Linked DNA regions of Homo sapiens: regions 1 and 2 are each linked to region 3. Evidence: chromatin contacts called from ENCODE Hi-C or POLR2A ChIA-PET data. All regions are on one chromosome and are shown on one strand. Each heading gives the region's core, a stretch centred on a gene start or an enhancer-like site at or near the end of the contact. The rest is flanking DNA. Distances are from core to core; before and after follow the strand shown. Region 1 holds the start of WDR82 (WD repeat domain 82). Region 2 holds the start of TKT (transketolase). Region 3 holds the start of NEK4 (NIMA related kinase 4).

Evidence for each region. A loop is a pair of places that touch in the nucleus more often than their neighbours do. ChIA-PET counts read pairs that join two places held with the same protein, here RNA polymerase II (POLR2A). Pooled maps may share reads with other maps.
Region 1: a loop to region 3 is called in a pooled map, with 7 times the contacts of the local background. The contact joins the promoter of WDR82 here to the promoter of NEK4 in region 3. A Hi-C loop is called at or near these places in 6 of 50 pooled maps. POLR2A ChIA-PET finds 5 or more read pairs at or near these places in 4 of 52 experiments (MCF 10A, WTC11 and activated CD8-positive, alpha-beta T cell).
Region 2: a pooled map shows a loop between it and region 3 (11-fold over the local background). The contact joins the promoter of TKT here to the promoter of NEK4 in region 3. A Hi-C loop is called at or near these places in 1 of 37 single-sample maps with no recorded cell type and 8 of 50 pooled maps. POLR2A ChIA-PET finds 5 or more read pairs at or near these places in 3 of 52 experiments (CD8-positive, alpha-beta T cell, naive thymus-derived CD4-positive, alpha-beta T cell and naive thymus-derived CD8-positive, alpha-beta T cell).

Annotation. Positions count from the first base shown.
Region 1 is chr3:52,277,306-52,281,310 of GRCh38, reverse strand. It overlaps WDR82 (WD repeat domain 82), which reads left to right and starts at 2,662. Exons shown (of 9, transcript NM_025222.4): 1 at 2,662-3,110. The coding sequence starts at 2,950. RefSeq lists enhancers at 2,039-2,670, 3,140-3,239, 3,650-3,729, 3,750-3,799, 3,303-3,935 and silencers at 2,400-2,689, 2,870-2,949.
Region 2 is chr3:53,253,593-53,257,453 of GRCh38, reverse strand. It overlaps TKT (transketolase), which reads left to right and starts at 1,432. Exons shown (of 14, transcript NM_001064.4): 1 at 1,432-1,618. The coding sequence starts at 1,512. RefSeq lists a silencer at 1,146-1,835.
Region 3 is chr3:52,768,661-52,772,667 of GRCh38, reverse strand. It overlaps NEK4 (NIMA related kinase 4), which reads left to right and starts at 1,728. Exons shown (of 16, transcript NM_003157.6): 1 at 1,728-2,014. The coding sequence starts at 1,922. RefSeq lists enhancers at 1,597-1,646, 1,434-1,951 and a silencer at 1,807-1,916.

The DNA.
Region 1 (4,005 bases), core at 1,413-3,912, 490 kb after region 3:
AAATCGGAAAGGTTCTACATCAAAATGGTAAATTTCGTGTTATATATATTTCACTATAATAAAAGATTGTAACAGTGGCTATCTCTGGATGCTGTTTTTATTATTTGTATTTTTTAGTTTTTTTGCAATGAATATGTGACAAGTAAAAGAATGACTACAAATAAAAGGAAACATAAAAAATTAAGTCTGATGCTCTTTTAAAGCCCATCTGATTCACTCTTGACTGCAGCTTTCTCTCCATCCACCCATCCACTGGAGCCGGCTTTCTGTGTCACTTTTTAAAGTCCATTTTTTTTTTTTTTTTGAGACGGAGTCTTGCTCTAATGCCCAGTGCAGTGGTGTGATCTCGGCTCACTACAACCTCTGCCTCCCGGATTCAAGCGATTCTCCTGCCTCAGCCTCCCAAGTAGCTGGGATTACAGGTGCCCGCCACTGTGCCCAGCTAATTTTTGTATTTTTAATAGAGACAGGGTTTCACCATTTTGGCCAGGCTGGTTTTGAACTCCCGACCTTGTGATCTACCCACCTCGGCCTCCCAAAGTGCCACCGCACCTGGCCTAAAGTCCATCCTTTAAGGCAACCATACTGTTGGGCTGGAAGCCAGGAGAGCCCCACTATAATAGGGCAGGGAGCCAGGCTAGGAATTGGAAACAGTAAGAATGCGAAACAGGATGAGGATTTGAAGACCCTCTTAAAAATGGGGGAAAAAAAAAAAGACTGCATTCCAAAAATAATGCAGAAAGTCAAGTCTTGGGAGGAAGGTTTGGTCTTAACGGTGAAATCTGGAAAAGGTATAGGAAGTACAATACTTGAAAAATACCCTGCAAAGATTTATTTTGGCTGGCAACATTCAGTAGATTACAGCTGTTTCTGTGGTTATTTTTGTAGATTAACATGGACCAAAATATGGCATCATCTTACTGGGTGTGTTCACTTCCCGACAGTTCTAGAACATGGTACTCGATCTGTCCTTGTTGCCTTCTAAACTATTCGAAGCAGACGCTGTATCAGACTTTCTAGCTTCTGAAATAAAGGCACAGGAATTACAGGGAAGCAGAGCAAGTGATCTGGGACGTGGAGGGTTTTTCTTCCATTGTGTGCAGTTTGGAAAGTTGCCATCTATTCAGGTTTCACTCAAACCGGCTTTTTCCAGACCCCAGAACAAATTGTAGCCAGAAGCTCTGCTCTTTGTCAGGAGGCAATTATACCCCAGACTTAGCCAGGAACTTGCCTCTTCCCTTAGAGAACAACTTCTCTTTATGTATAAGGATCCTGGCTCTCCTTTTACCCAGGGGGTTGGGATACAGCCTCTAGTTCTTTCTAGAAAGACCCCAACTGTCCCAGGGTTTCCATTTTGTTTTTTACCATTGCACAGGTCTCTGGATAATAACCTTCCTAATAGCGACTGAAATGTCTCACAGCCTTTCCTCGTTTTTGTTTCTCTTTAGCTAAAGAAAGCAAAAATAAATAATCCCCATCTTCATTGTTGGAAACCCCAGGCAATTAACCTTTTGAGGAGCTTCACACAAGATACAGATCTGTGAAGCCACATAGGTTGGCATTGAGTTTAACCCCTTGCCCAGAAAGTTAAGGTTAGGAAGCTTGGTTCCTATTTTCTGTTCAAATACTGCTTTCCTTTGTTAGAGATAAACTTTCTTTTAAGGCAAATAATCACTTATATGATAGAACCTTTAAAATAATCCTGTTGACTACAAACAGGATAGTGCAACTCTTCCAAATCTTGAATGTGGTGGTGACTGCATGACTGTGTATGGGTGTCAGAACATAAAACTAGCCACTAAAAAGGCTAATTTTTGGGGGGAAACCGTCTGCTCTGTCGCCCAGCCTGGAATGCAGTGGCACGATTTCGGCGCACTGCAGCCTCCGCCTTTCTCAATTCTCGTGCCTCAGCCGCGCCATCATGCCCGGCTAATTTTTTGTATTTTAGTAGAGGTGGGGTTTTGTCATGTTGGCCAGGCTGGTCTCAACTCCTGAGCTCAAGCGATCATCCCGCCTCGGCCTCCCAAAGTGGTGGGTTTAAAGGCGTGAGCCACCGCGCCCGGCCTAAAAAGGCTGATTTTTACTGTACCTAAAGTCTACCTCGATTAAGAAAACGAGGCCGGGTGCGGGTGAGGTCAGGAGTTCGAGACCAGCCTGGCCAACATGGTGAACCCCCGTCTCTACCAAAAATACAAAATTAGCTGGGCGTGGTGGCGCGCGCCTGAGCGAGAGACTCCATCTCCAAAAAAAAAAAAAAAAGTAAAGAGGTCGAAGCTGTCTAAGCGGACGCTGCGGTGGACTAGCGGTCAAGCTTGCCTGCGAGCGGCTCACCTGAGTCACCCCCAAAACCGGCCTCCAGCAGCATACCCGACCCTGCAGTACCCCCTCCCACGCAGCCTGCGATCGGGACGCCTGCAGGAGGCGCCAGAGTCTTCGCGGGGGTTGCAATCCCGCGCAAGGGCCCCCGGCTCCCAAGGCATCCGCAACCTTCCGATCCCCCGGGAAGGCCCTGCACGTCTCGGCCGCTCCCTGCCAGCAGCCCGCCCCGCCACTACACTCCGCCGCGGCCGCGCTGACGTCACCACCCCGCCTCCCCGCCTTGCTCCGCCGTTCCCGCCCCGCCCCCTTTCCCGGCGTGCGCCGCGGCTGAGGCTCCTCGCCCTCAGCTTCTGCCTGTCGCCCCAAAATGGCGGACACAATGAGCCGGCGACGCGCCGGTTGTCCGTGAGGTGGCTGTGAGGACGAACGGTCGGCGAGGCTCCACAGTCCAGGCAGAAGACCCTCGACCAAGCAGGAAGAAGAGGAGGAGGCGGCCCAACTGTTGGCCGACTTCCCGCTAGCCGCCGGCGCGGCGCCCGCCCCGCCTGGGTTGGCCCCTCGGCAGCCCGCCCGCTCGCCGCCGGGCCCCGCCCCGGCCCTGCGCCGCCGCTGCCTTCCCCAGCCGCCGCCATGAAGCTGACCGACAGCGTGTTGCGGAGCTTCCGCGTCGCTAAGGTGTTCCGCGAAAACTCGGACAAGATTAACTGCTTCGATTTCAGCCCCAACGGCGAGACGGTCATCTCGAGTAGCGACGACGACTCCATCGTGCTCTATGACTGCCAGGAGGGCAAGTGAGTGCGGCGGAGGCCCTGGGCCCGAGTCTCAGTGCCTCCCTCCGGTGGCCCAGCACAGGTCCCTCGGCCTGCCCTCCGTCCCGACTTCAGCCCCCAGCCTATTTTGCACGCGTTCCTGCCAGGGCCGCCTCCACCCCGCAGCCGTCCAGGAGACCTTTTATTTTTTTCTTCTTAAAAAAAAAAGATAACGATAGTCATAATTTTATAATATTATTTGTATGTCTTCGGTCTCCTTTGAGCGCTATGCATCACTTGCCAAACCCCACCTTGACCTTGACCTTTAAACGCCCGGTCCGCCCACCCTGGGCCCACCAGGTAGCGTTTTCAGCTCCTCAGGCTGTCAAAGGTGCTGGTCTGCTCCGGCCTCGACGCAGGACTGCAGGGGCTGCTTTTCTGCCTCCTTCGGCAGCGTCAGCTCTCTCTTGTGCTCTCTCCACTGTGACCTCGATTCCGCCCTGGCACTCCGCCCATCCCCTGCCCCTCAGCTTCCCGCGGCCTTTCTGCCGTCAGACCGCGTGGGTTGCACTTCTTAGCTGTCAGGATTTATTTGTTGTGCCCCTTTGAGCCCCCTTGCTTTTTCTTCCTGCTCCTAGCCTTTCTCTTACTCATTCAGACTTGGTGCCCACGTTCATAAGTGAACTTTTCAGCAACATCTAAAACTTCCTTTTTGCCACACACAAACGAACTTGGTCGTCCCATCCTGACCTGAATGTGAGCTTCCGTTAAAACAAAGCAAGCATCGTAGAACAATTTCAGGTTTCCTTTCATACTTTTTTTTTTCTATTACACTTTTTGGTCCACTTTGAATTCCAATTCTGATCATGAAACTTTTATGTTGCCACAAGTCATCTGGAGACCCACCATACCTGCATCTTTTCGCAAAATCTAAGCA
Region 2 (3,861 bases), core at 183-2,682, 490 kb before region 3:
TCTTGCCTTTATCTTTCCTCTGTCAAATGGAGCTTCTTCCTCTGTAAAATAGGCATTGTAGGCAGTATGTACCTCACTGGCCAAGTGTGGTGGGCAGATTGAATGAAACAGTGTCTGTGATGAAAGTCCCCTCCCTAATCCCACTCTGGGGAGCTTCATACCTCTGGGAACCATGGGGTCTGATAACAGTAGTGGTGGGTGCCCCTGTCCCTACAGACCTGGAAGCAAACCCAATAATCTCCCTAAAAGTCAGTAGTGTTTCTAGGCCCTAATAATTTGTAAAGGATCTTCCCCTAGTAATTTCTCAGTTATCATCACCTGGCATTGTCATGGCTACCACTATCCTATTCTCATTTTCAATAATCCCCATCCCCTGTGCAGGGCTCTAAAGCCCTGAGTGGCTGGGCATGGTGGCTCATACCTATAATCCGGCACTTTGGGAGGCAGAGGAGGGCAGATGGCTTGAGCCTAGGAGTTCAAGACCTGCCTGGGTAAAGTGGCAAAACCCCATCTCTACAAAACATACAAAAATTAGCCGGGCGTGGTAGTGTGTACCTATGGTCCCAGCTACTTTTGAGGCTGAGGCAGAAGGATCACTTGAGCCCAGGAGGCTGAGGCTTCAGGCAGCTGTAATCACTCCACTGCATTCCAGCCTGGGTGACCATGGGTGACCCCGTCTCAAAGAAAAAACAAGTTTTTTAATTATTAGAAAAAAGAAATAGGGCCTGGTGCGGTGGCTCACCCCTGTAACCCCAGCACTTTGGGAGGCCGAGGCGGATCACCTGAGGTCGGGAGTTCAAGATCAGCCTGACCAACATGGAGAAACCCCGTCTCTACTAAAAATACAAAATTAGCTAGGTGTGGTGGCGCATGCTTGTAATCCCAGCTACTAGGGAGGCTGAGGCAGGAGAATTGCTTGAACTCAGGAGGCGGAGGTTGTGGTGAGCCAAGATCATGCCATTGCACTCCAGCCTGGGCAACAACAGCGAAACTCAGTCTCAAAATTAAGTCCTGCAGTCTCTTGGGCCTGGGGTTGGTCGGCTGGGGCCAAGCCTGGCACCCACCAGCCTTGTGACCTTGATTGCCCTTGCCAAGCCTCAGTTTGTCCATCTCTAAAATGGGATTCGCCGTGACAAGTCCACGGAGGACTGTGTGGAGGAGGGAGACTGAGAGGCTTTCGAGTCAGGAGCCCAGACTCGAATCCTGAGTTGTTCGTTATGTTATTATTATTGGTGTGTGTGGTTAACTGCTAACCTCGCAGTCCGCAGCGGCCCAGCGCCTAGGGGAGGGGAGCGGGCAGGAGGCGGCCCCAGGCGGGGCGGGGCTGAAGGCCTGGGGTGATCCGAGCCCCGCCTCCTCCCCCTGCCCCGCCTCTCCCATCCCCGCCCCGCCCCGCCCGGCGACTTAACGCGCCCCCGCCCCGCGCCCGGCCTCGGCAGCCGCCTGTCGCCGCGGGAGCAGCCGCTATCTCTGTGTGTCCGCGTGTGCGCCCGGTCCCCGCCTGCCGCACCATGGAGAGCTACCACAAGCCTGACCAGCAGAAGCTGCAGGCCTTGAAGGACACGGCCAACCGCCTACGTATCAGCTCCATCCAGGCCACCACTGCGGCGGGCTCTGGGTGAGTGCGCGGCGCCGGCCGGGGACGCGGCTCGGGCGGGGCGGGGGGCGTCTGCGGCGGCCAGAGTCGCCGCGGGCTCTGGGTCGCGCTGCGAGATGCCTAGACGAGGAAGGTGGCCCGGGCGCCGTCGGAGGGCGGAGACGCGCGCCTCGCAGGGCCCCGGGCTGCAGGCGGCTTCCGCTGCGCCGCACACTCGCCCTACGCCCGGGCTCGGCCGCGTGGGCCTCTGGTCCTCCGTGCGCCTCAGGCCGGCTCTTCCCCACGCGGATCGCCGGCCGCGCAGCTGCATGGTGGCGCGGGGGATGGGCTCGCGACTCGCCAAGTACCCTCTAGGGTGATGCCGGGAAGGCCACCATTACTGCTGTTCTACAGAACGCGGCCCTCTTAACCCTCTCCACCACCTGGCTGTGTGGGCGCCGCCGGGAGTGTTCCCCCTTCCAGATGGGGAAACGGAGGCTCCGAGTTAGTCAGCTACCCAAAGTTACACACAGGGAGATCTGATTTGAGCCCCAGCAGTCCGACTCTAGAGACCCTGTTTTTAATTCCTCTTGCAGGAGACTCGGGGGCCCGGCCTTCTCCCCACCTCAGACTACGCTCCCCTACCCCTGTCTCCTGCCACCCCTGGGTTGGGTCCGAGTTTGGAGCAGGGGGCTGCTGAGACGCCAGGCAGCGGCGGGGCTGATTGGGGGAAGAGGGGAGGAGGGCGGTGGCACGTGGGTGCAGAACCCTGGGATCCATTGTGAAAAGGAGGTCTAAGATTTGACCTGGGGCGGGAGGAGGCGGAGGGCAAGGAGACTGAGAAGGCTGAGCGCCGGAAGGACGGAGTTCCAGGGCCCTAGCGCCGGGAGTGACGTCCTGGGGCAGGGCCAGCCACCAGGTGCTGTATCTCCCAGGCAGGAGCTGGCGTGCCTAGGCCCCAAGATCCTTCCCTGGCCAGCCCTTTTGGCCCAGAAGGTGGACACCCAAGGAGCCTCCTCTGTAGCGGAGACAGGGATAATTAATGAGGGCCACCGTGCATGCAGCTGGAGGTGTCCAGTGGGGTGGGTGAGGGGGTCAGTCAGTGAATTACTTCAGAGCCTGCTTCCCGCTCTGTAAAGCGGGGACAGTAATGGCACTTAACCACGCTGGGTGGTTTCAAGGACTCCAGTGCTCTACTTGGAGGCTGCTTTGAGGCCACAGTGCCAGCAGTGCTCCGGGCTCATGACAGGGTTGTGAGGGCTGCGTGATGGATGATTTCTCGGGACCTTCCCAAACAAGCTCTGTTTCAGACAGACAAGATTCTGGCTTCTGGCCAATTTCATTCAGGATATATTATTAAGAAGTAAATCTGTTCACCTTTCTGGGTGGATACGCATTCACCCTTTGTGCCTCTAAGACACCCTGTTCTCAGAAGGGATTAGATGTCTTTCAAAGCCCTTCCCCCACCCACTGCCTTGCACACTTTGGACCTGTTAGCTCTCCTGGGTTTGTGTCAGTCTTACCACTTATGTGGGGTATCCCCTGCCTGGGCAGGGACCTGGCTTACTCTCAGCTCCCCTTTCACCAGCCTGGCACACGGTAGCTCTGCAGGCCTTGTATTGCTTATTTGGTACTGTTGGACCTGCTACCTTTGGCCGTTTCAGGGGGTCTGAGGTCTAGCTGGAGAGAGGCAGCAATTACCCAACTAAGTAGTATTGCACATCTGAGCATCTTTCAGGGCTAGATAAAACATGCAGATGTTTACAGGGTTCCTGAGCTGCCAAGTAGGTATCTGGTATGACACAGCATCATCGTTTGTTGCATCCTGAGAATAACCCTGTGAGATAGATTGTGTTGTATTCACATTTTATAGACGGGAACACTGAGGCTAGTGTGTTAAGTTACTTGCCCAGGCTGGGAATTGGTGGCCATTCCGTACTGTCTGGTTGGGGCTCATGCTGTCAGGAATGCTTCTTGGCAGGGCATGGTGGTTCATGCCTGTAATCACAGCACTTTGGGAGGCCAAGGTGGGAGGATTGCTTGAGCCCAGGAGTTCCAGACCAACCTGGGCAACACAGTGAGACCCCATAGCTTAAAAAAAAAATTTTTTTTTTGAGATGGAGTCTTGCTCTATCGCCCAGGCTAGAGTGCAGCAGCACAATCTTGGCTCACTGCAACCTCTGCCTCCCAGGTTCAACTGATTCTCCTGCCCTAGCCTCCTGAGTAGCTGGGACTACAGGCATCCGCCACCGCACCGGCTAATTTTTGTATTTTTAGTAGAGATG
Region 3 (4,007 bases), core at 479-2,978:
AGAATCCTAACTTCCCTAATTGCCAGCTAGCAGACACAGTTGGCCTAATCACATTTACGCTAAGCACTCCTTTTAATTTTTCACTTCCCAGACTCTAAGTGAGCCCCTGCATGCTCCCCTGCCTACTCCCTTATTCTTCCTTTGGAATGCCCAATCACCCCTGCGCAAATGGAATGGAGTTCAGCTGCTTCCCCTACTGTCAGTAGTTACTGAATAAAATCTATTTTCATCATTTTAATGCCTGGCTTTGTTTATCTTTAATAATATCATTAACTAGAGTTCAATCTTTATTTATGGTTCTTTTTGTTTGGTTTTCTAGTGAAGATGAAATTGCTTTGAGTAAAATGTGCAAATACTAAATGTACCATTAGATAATTTTGACAAATTCATACACCCAAATCTCCTATCAAGATATATATCAAGGATGAGGAGAAATTTGAACCCCTGTGGATTGCTAATGGGAATGTAAAATGGTTCAGCTTGCTGTAAAAAATGGTGTGGTGGTTTCTCAATACATTAAACTAGAATTAGCATATGATCCAGCAATTTCACTTCTGAGTGTATACCCAAATGAATTAAAAAGAAAGCAGGGACTCAAACAGATATTCGTACACCCATGTTCATAGCCGAATTATTCACAATAGCCAAAAGATGGAAGCTATCCGTGTCCATGACTGCATGAATGGATAAACAAATTGTGGTGTATACATATAATGGAATATTATTTGGCCATAAAAAGGAAAGAGGCCAGGCACGATGGCGCACACCTGTAATAACGGCATTTTGGGAGGCCAACGTGGGTGAATTGCTTGAGCCGAGGAGTTCAAGACCGGTCTGGGGAACATAGTGACACCCTGTCTCTGAAAAAAAATAAAATAGGATTAGCCAGGCATGGACGTGTGTGCCTGTAGTTGGGAGGATGGCTTGAGCCCAGGAAGTCTAGGCAGCAGTGAGCACCATTGCACCACTGCACTCCAAGCTGGGTGGCAGGGCGAGACCCTGTCTCAAAAAAAAAAAAAAAAAAAAAAAAGGAAAAAAAGGAAGCGCTCTGGGAAAGGGAGGCTTTGGCTGGAACAAATGGTGAATTCTTTTGGCACCCCTGAGCTTTCTTGGGCAGGCATTTTAAAGGGGCCTAGGCCCACCTAGAGATCCGCCCTTAGGCTGTTAACTTAGCATGATGCCATGTTAGAGTTTAGTCAAGTCTCTTAGTGCAGTGGTTAGGGTAGTCGTTAAATGCTGAGGAGTCTTTGTAGTTCTCAATTAGCAGGCGAGTTTTTAGGGATGAAAGGTACTGATAATTTACTTTGAATGTATCAAAAAATAGGATGGATTGCTGGATGCAGAGACGGCATGTGATAAAGCGGATACAGCAAATGTTACTGGTAGAGAGTCTGTCACCCAGTCATTAGAACATGAGCTCCAGGAGGGCAGGGACTTTGTTGGCCTGGCACATAGGCGGTCAACAAATATTTGCAGAATGAACGAACAATACTTGTAACGGCCTTAGGACAAACAAGTGCACAAAAAGAGGAAGCTTTCCCTGACTCTGTTGTGGCGGGGATCCGGACGGTGGAACGGACGCACAGAAAGTGCGCGGAGCCTGGCGGAGTCGCTCTGGCCTCCTGGAGCCTCTGCTCTATGGCGGGTCCTCCCGGGGCTGCGGAACCTCTCTGGCCGCTCGTGGCGTCCGCTCTATGGCCGTCCTTTGGGGACGCAGGAGCATGCGCAGAACTGCTCCCGGCCCGGATCGCTATGGCAGCGGCGTCGTCGCGGGCCGGGCCCCAGCAATCCCGCCCGGGCCCGGCTGCCTCAACAGCCGCCCCCACTGCCCCCTCTCGGGCATGAACCGAGCTTCTTGTTGCCGCCCGCTGCCCTACCCGCCGCTGCCGCCGCATCCCGACTCTGGGCCAGCGCTGGGAACATGCCCCTGGCCGCCTACTGCTACCTGCGGGTCGTGGGCAAGGGGAGCTATGGAGAGGTGACGCTTGTGAAGCACCGGCGGGACGGCAAGCAGGTCTGCAGGGGTGGGGCCCGGCAAGGGGCGGGGGCGGGCAGAAGTGCGCCGAGGGCGCCGACCGGTAGATTAGGTCGGGGGTGGTCGCAAGAGGCTCATCTCGGATGGCGTTTCCTCAGGGAAATGGTCCCAGACCAAGACGAGGCCTGGCCTCCCTGTAATATGCGCCCAGAACTACTTCTACTTCTTTGTTGTGTTAAATTTTTTTCCTTTTAATTTTCATTTTCTTTAATTACAATTCTAAGTTTTATGTAAAAATTTTCAGTCTCTGCCTATCTACTTCTTTGTTGTACTAATTGGCATGCGTGATCTACACACCTTTCTCCCAACCCCGATACTCTCATGAGAGCCGGTATCATGCATTCCCAGGACTTAATACAGCGCCTAGCAAGCATTATTCCTTGAATGAAGGGCCCCAAACGTCTCTACTGTAGACTGCTGGATTCACTTAAAACTCGACTCATTTTCTTCCCGCCAAACCTTCTCTCATGTCTTCCGTTTCAGTGAATAGTGACACCAACCCACCAGTTGCCCAAGCCGGACACCTGGAGTCATTTTTAAGCCTCCCCACGCACCCCAACACTGATTATATTCATCTATCACTAAGACAATAGGCCTCCTCTCATCTCTACTGCTACCACCCCAATCCAGGACACCCTGTTGTCTCTAGCAAAGCTATGGCCACGGTTTCCCAACTGGTCGCCGCCACTTGACTTGCTTTTCTCCAATCCATCACTTTCACTGCAGCCTCAGTGATCTTTCTCAAATTTAAATCTGATGTTGTCACTCCTCTGTTTAAAACACTTTATCCCATTACTCTCAGGATAATGAACCAATTATTCAATGTGGTTTATTAATAGGGTGACAATATAATGTACAAACTGGGACAATTTTGAAACTGAAAGGCATTATTAATAGTTACACCAGGACAGTAGGACTGCTCCAGGCAAGCTGAGAAGAGATGTTCCCCCTAAATATAGGGCCCAATTGCCTGTTCTTCCTTGTCTCTGGTGCTAGTTGCTTTGCGTGGAACACAAGCTCATGCATAAGAAATTTATTCAGTAGGCATTGGGGGAATCATTGGATTTTGGGGCTGATGATAGGGAACTAGCAATAGCTAGTTATTTGAGCTTTAGTTTACACTTCACAAAACACATTTATCTATGTGTTGAAGAAATGAATTGTATGGTCTTTGAAATGATTGAGGGCAATGTATTAGGTATTAGAGGCTATTGATTTCTTTTAAGTGTGAATAATTTTGTATGCTGAAGATCAGTGACTATTAAACTTATGGGGCCATGGATCCCTTTGAGTATCTAACGTAATCCACAGACTATTCTGTCTGCAAATGTATAGTCAAGCTATATTTTATTCACCTTTTTGGGAGAGCTTAGATATTAAGGAATTTCTTTTTTTATTTTTTATTTTTTTTGAGACAGAGTCTTGCTCTGCCTCCCAGGCTGGAGTGCAGTGGTGCGATGTTGGCTCACTGCTGCAACTACTGCCTCCCAGGTTCAAGCAATTCTCCTGTGTCAGCCTCCCGAGTTGCTGGGACTATGGGTACACACCACCACGCCGGGCTAATTTTTGTATTTTTAGTAGAGACAGGTTTCACCATGTTGACCAGGCTGGTCTTGAACTCCTGACCTCAGGTGATCCACCCGCCTCACCCTCCCAAAGTGCTGGGATTACAGGTGTGAGCCACTGTGTATGGCCAGATATTAAGGAATTGCTAACACAGGTTTTATAATTGATCCAATGGTATGTTATCTTGAACTCACTTTTTTTAGTCATTAATGAAATTGTGAAATGCAGATGGGAAAGGTAATTTTTGTGGCCCTACACTGCTATAAATCTAACTTATAAGAAGTATCAATAATAGCAAATATTTTCCCCGATTTTGTGCTTGGTGAAAAACAAAATGAATAGGTTATCTGACAGGCTCCACAAGGTTGGTTTTGAGGGTATTCTTGAGAGCCCTTAGATAACTCTG